Linked DNA regions of Homo sapiens: region 1 is linked to region 2. The links are chromatin contacts, found by Hi-C in ENCODE. All regions are on one chromosome and are shown on one strand. The core of a region is the stretch at or near the end of the contact, and the rest is flanking DNA. Distances in the headings are between cores, read along the strand shown. Region 1 holds the start of MCFD2 (multiple coagulation factor deficiency 2, ER cargo receptor complex subunit). Region 2 holds the start of LRPPRC (leucine rich pentatricopeptide repeat containing).

The links. Hi-C counts contacts between places; a loop is a spot of excess contacts on that map. Pooled maps may share reads with other maps.
Region 1: a map of CD8-positive, alpha-beta T cell shows a loop between it and region 2 (19-fold over the local background). The contact joins the promoter of MCFD2 here to the promoter of LRPPRC in region 2. A Hi-C loop is called at or near these places in 2 of 168 maps with a recorded cell type or tissue (CD4-positive, alpha-beta T cell and CD8-positive, alpha-beta T cell) and 6 of 50 pooled maps.

What each region holds. Positions count from the first base shown.
Region 1 is chr2:46,914,522-46,917,221 of GRCh38, reverse strand. It overlaps MCFD2 (multiple coagulation factor deficiency 2, ER cargo receptor complex subunit), which reads left to right and starts at 1,416. Exons shown (of 4, transcript NM_139279.6): 1 at 1,416-1,499. It also overlaps a transcript of TTC7A not described here. RefSeq lists an enhancer at 372-1,346 and a silencer at 1,350-1,429.
Region 2 is chr2:43,994,400-43,997,324 of GRCh38, reverse strand. It overlaps LRPPRC (leucine rich pentatricopeptide repeat containing), which reads left to right and starts at 1,336. Exons shown (of 38, transcript NM_133259.4): 1 at 1,336-1,526. The coding sequence starts at 1,378. RefSeq lists enhancers at 1,059-1,338, 1,134-1,785 and a silencer at 1,439-1,758.

The sequences.
Region 1 (2,700 bases), core at 167-2,666, 2.9 Mb before region 2:
GGAGTTCGAGACGAGCTGGGCACCATGGAGACTCTTTTCTTTAAAAAAAGAAAAAAAAATTAGGGATTATGGGATTTTTCTCTGGGATGGGGTGGCAGATTTCAATCTCAGATGAAGGTGGGAAAAGGAATGAGACCGTCAATGGCAGTGGCGTTAGGCAACTTTCAAGGCATCTAACTACTTAGCCACTTTCTTTGTCTTTCCTGTCCGGACCCAGGCTCATTTGAAAAACGATTATGTACCTTTATGGACAGAAATGGGAGAAGGGCTTTAAAAAAAACGACCGTCCTGCCGGGAGTGGTGGCTCACGCCTGTAATCCCAGCACTTTGGGAGGCTGAGGCGGGAGGATCAAGAGGTCAGCAGTTAGAGACCAGCCTGGCCAACACGGTGAAACCCCGTCTCTACTAAAAATACAAAAATTAGCCGGGCAAGGTGGCACGCGCCTGTAATCCCAGCTACTCGGGAGGCTGAGGTAGGAGAAGAGCTTGAACCTGGGAGGCGGAGGTTGCAGTGAGCCGAGATCCCACCACTGCACTCCAGCCTGGGACAGAGCGAGACTCCGTCTCAAAACAAAACAAAACAAAACAAAAAAACAAAACGACCGTCCTACACTCATTTATCCATCAGGTCAATGGATACTTACTGAATGTTAATCTTGTATAGGAGCACAGGTGTAAGGGCAGGATTATACAGGGATGAATTCGATACAGGGATGATGTATTCGTTTCCCTATTTGTTCATGAGTCTGTTTTTAAGTAATCTGTCCTCTCTTGAATGTCAAAAGCTGCTGATTTCACGAACGGTACATGGAAGATGGTATTTGAACTGGGTCGCATAGTCTTGCTGGGACTCCCGTGGAAGCGAACGGGGACAGCGGCTGCCGCAGCTTGTGCAGTGGAGCTGGCAGACGCTGGAAGCAGGCCAATCTTGAAACGTAGGGTCCAAGGCCGGCTCCAGCGTGTTGTGGTCGTTTCATCAAGAAGGAATTAGCATTCCTATTATCTTTCTTCCCAACTTGCAGCAGGACGAACCAAGAGACCTGAACCAAGAGCCCTGTATAGGAGGGGGTGAGCGGAGTTGGGAGCCAGCTTTGGGGTCCGCCCCATCCGGATCCGCCATCCTACGTCGCCCGTGGAACTACGTTCCTGAGGGCTTCCGGCGTTGCCTAGCAACTGCCGGGCCCCTAGGGCGTCCAGCGGCCCAACTGGAGTGGAGCCGAGTGTCGCCCTTGGGAAAGCAGGTAGAAGAACTGCGTCAGTCCCGCCAGTGCTGGGCCCGGGCCGATTACACGTGGACTCACGCGAGCCGTCCTCACAGCCCGCCGCCGCCAGCGGGAGGGGCCCGGCGGCGCCAATGGGCGGGCGGCAGGGAGCGCGCGTGCGCAGGGCAGGTCGGGGGGGGGGGGGGGGCGGGGCGAAGCCGAGGAAGAGCGTTTTGGGGACGGGGGCTGGTGAGGCTCACGTTGGAGGGCTTCGCGTCTGCTTCGGAGACCGTAAGGGTGAGTGAACTAGCGCACTCTCCGCAGCGGGCGGGATCCCGGCGCCTCTCCTGTGGGCTGGAGGCTTGGGCTCAAGATGAGAGGCAGGAGTAGTCTGGGGGCGCGGGCTGGGCCCCCAGGCCGTCTCGGGACGCTTAACCGGCTAGGAGCACGGCCTGTCTCCCGGGGCGGAAGCCTGTGCCCCACCGGGGGCTCTGGAGCCAGACGGGGCCGACTGGGCAGATCTCCGCCCCCTTCCCTGGTCCCTAGGGGCCCGAGGATCGGCCTGTGGGACCAGCTGTGTCGGGTGGACACTGCTCCTGGCCCGGCCCAAAAGCAGCGGGCCGGAAGCCTTACTCTCCCTCTGCTCCTTGTTCCCTCTCTCGGGGAGACCACAGGTCCTGTCGGGCCCGGCGGGGGAAGCTGATCTCCTGTTGTATTCCCTCTCTGGGCATGGCCATCCACCCGGGTGCCCAAGCCAGAATTGGGCATCATTCTCACTTGCTTCACTCCTTTACCCACCCACATCGAATCCCTTGCAAAGTTGTCTTGGATACGTTCATTCTCCAGTCCCATCCCCCTGCCCTACCTAGTTCAGGCCACCTTTTCTTCTCTGGACTACCTCGGTGTCTTCCTGATGATCCCTGCATCTCTTCTTCATCCTCTGTAGTTTGTTCTATACAGAGAGGCTACAGCCATGGTCTTAAAACAGAAATCTGATCATGTGACCAGAAGCGTCCCCCCATTCCCTTATCACCCTTTGGTGGATTCTCATTGCTCTTCCAAGCTCTTGAACGGGGCTTGCAAAGCCCTTCATGACCTGTCTTCCTTTAACTTTAGATTCATTTGTCTCGACTGTACTGTGTCTTCAACCATACTGAATCTTTTTTGGTTCTTAGATCAGAACAAGTTCCTTCTGGGCTTACATGTTCCTTCAGTATGTTCGCTATGTCTGAGGCACTGTCCTTTGGTTGAAATAATCCTTCTTATCCTTTATGTGTTATTTCAGGTGTCAGTTGGGGATTTCGTGGTACCCCATGGGTGTCTGCCTGCCGGTCTCTCTTTTCTACCAGGTTGTAATCTGTGTGAGAGGAGTTTGTCGAGGTCATAGTACTATCTTCAGTACCTTGTGCTGTTAGTACGGTCATTAAATGTATAAATGCAGCATGGGTGCTCCTTGGGCTCCCTAGATGAACAAATAGATCAAGTTATTAATATTAAA
Region 2 (2,925 bases), core at 87-2,586:
AGATCACAGTCCCTACTGATAAGGAGTTCGTGGGATTAACTGATAAGGAGTCCAGTGGGATAAACAGTCACTTCGGAAATGACCGTGGGAGGGCTTCCAGAGGAAATACCCGCCGCGTTTGCCTCGTGATAGGTAGGGGACAGGCAGGTGTAGAGGGAGTGGAAGGCTGTTCTCAGCTTCCCACGTGTGCACAGGGAACCGATCCAGTCTGTAAGCCCTGTGAAGGCAGCGACGTGGTTTTTTTGTTTTGTTTTAGACAGAGTCTCGCTGTGTCACCCAGGCTGGAGTGCAATGGCGCCATCTTGGCTCACTGCAACCTCCACCTCTCGGGTTCAAGCAATTCTCCTGCCTCAGCCTCCCGAGTAGCTGAGATTACAGGCGCCCGCCACCACGCCCGGCTAATTTTTTGTATTTTTAGTACAGATGGGGTTTCACCATGTTGGCCAGGCTGGTCTCCAACTCCTGACCTCAGGTGATCCACCCGCCTCGGCCTTCCAAAGTGATGGGATTACAGGCGTGAGCCACTTCGCCAGCGATGGGTTTAACTTGCCAGTTTTCTCCCCATATTTGGCTGGAGACTCTTAATTACATTGTTCTTTTACTTCTCACATGTATATGTGCATTTACTGAAGGGAGAGGCGCGGTAGGGGTGGAGGGTTGGGGAAGAGAGTCAGTTCAATTCCAGCTTTAAAACTATAGGATTTTTGGTAGAATTCATTTATTTTCTAAAGCGAGGCCCCGCGTACGCGCTTAGGGTGGGGACCTGCGCGTTCCTTTACACTGTTCCCAGGCCCTGATAATCCACATCCTATCATGTTGAACCTGGGAGGCAAACGGCAAGGTGCAAAAGACCTCCACGGTTTCTCCGGCCCGCGTTTCTGAGAGTGAAGGGCCGTTCCTATTGGACATGGCGTCAGGGCTGAACGTTAGCAGCAACATCTGCACTCGGGGGCGGGGGAAACCTTCCCACGTCCTGGGATCTTCATAGTCGGCTCTCCTCGAGAGTTCTCGGTATTTTTACTAGTTGGCCTCCCACAAGCCTCTGCGCCAACCTGGGAGGAGTTGACCTCTTGCGGCTCTACCAACAGAGGAGTGCAGGGGTGCAGCGAATGAACACGATGCCCAGATCGGAGACGGAAGACGGAAAAGAAAAGCTTCGATAATGAATCAAGCAACATCGTTTATGTAAATATTACATTGGGTCTTCTGTCCTCGGAGAAGTGCGGTTTTCCATCTTCCAACCTAAAACAATCCGTCGCTCCCCCCACATTTGGCACGCCCGGCAGTTGGTCTCTGCCGCGCCAGGCTACCCTGCGGTCACATGCTCCTCCTGTCCTTCTGGCGGAGCGTGCTTCCCGCTGCGGGGACGTTCGAGCAATGGCAGCCCTGCTGAGATCCGCGCGTTGGTTGCTGCGTGCCGGGGCGGCCCCGCGCCTCCCGCTCTCCCTGCGCCTCCTCCCTGGCGGCCCGGGCCGGCTGCATGCCGCCTCCTATCTGCCCGCCGCTCGCGCCGGGCCCGTGGCCGGGTGAGTGCCCAGGCCCTTTCTCCAGGCAAGCTGCGGCGCCAGGGTCCCCCGGGGTCGTGGGTGCCGGCAGGGACCGGGTCCTGCCTGTGCTCGCCACCCTTCTCCCCGCCCCAGGACCTAGCCTCCCCGGGCTCCGCACCACGCTCCCTACCAGGGGTTTTCGGGTGACAGGGTTAAGCGCCTTCAGAAGGTCACGGCTGTGGGCATGGCCTGCCTCCGGCTTGAATCCTGCCCCCGCCACTTCAGCCTGGACCTTACTGCCCTCGGGGTACCCATGGTCAACGAAGATGAGGGGGGCTTTGAAGACTGCTTTGGGAAGTCGGGTGGTGGTCTTTTCCTTACACTTGGCCAGCTTGGGTGGTGTCCCACGTGCGGTCACCGTTGGTGATCAGTAACCACCTAGCATTTAGATATTGGAAATTTAGCTTTTTGCGAGGGATGGGGCGGCGAGGAGTGGGTTGGGAGTTTGGGTGAGCCACGGATGACTTAAAGCTGGACGCTGGATTATGATCACTTTGGGCTTTTGCCTGCGTTCTCTTGAATGGAGTTTTCCTTCAGCATTTAAGAAGGTGTTGCGCGAGTTGGGCTGGAGTGCAGTGGCGCGATCTCAGCTCACTGCAACTTCCGCTTCCCGGGTTCAAGCGATTCTCCTGCCTCAGCCTCCCGAGTAGCTGGGATTACAGGTGTGCGCCACCATGCCAGGCTAACTTTTGTACTTTTAGTAGAGACTGGGTTTCACCATGTTGGCCACGCTAGTCTCGAACTCCTGACTTCAAGCGATCCTCCTGCCTCGGCCTCCCAAAGTGCTGGGATTACAGGTGTGAGCCACCGCTCCCGTCCTGTAAGTGTCTTTGAATGAATGAGCACATGCAAGGCACTCTGTTGGAATCTGGGGATGCAAAGGCAAGTTAAACTCTAAGTGGGTGTCAGATAGGCGAATAAATGCTCTCATGGTTTGAGGTTTATCAGAGATAGGTTTGGTATAGACTTTTGTAGTGGAGGGGAAAAGAAAAGTTGGTGAAAGTGTTCATTTGGTTATTAATAGTATTCTGACCACCAGAGAAGGGGAGATAGGTGCTGAGCTTTTAGCATTGGAGAAAAAATGATTTTGAAAGACTGATGCTTGTAAATTAAGGTACTTTGAGAGCTCGCGTAAGGACTGAGAGCCAGGGATCTGCAGTAGGCTGGGCCCAGACTGCAGCCTACTCCAGATTTATCTGCATTTTATCCTCAAATTATCTGCATTATGCCATTAGAGAAGTTACTTAACATCTCCAGGCCTCAGCTTCCTTAGCTATAAGGTGGGAGTAGTAGTAGTGTTAGGAATATTGCAGAATTATCTGTATTAAGCACTTAGTATAGGGCCTGATGCCTAGTAAGTGCTTTGTTGGTTACTACA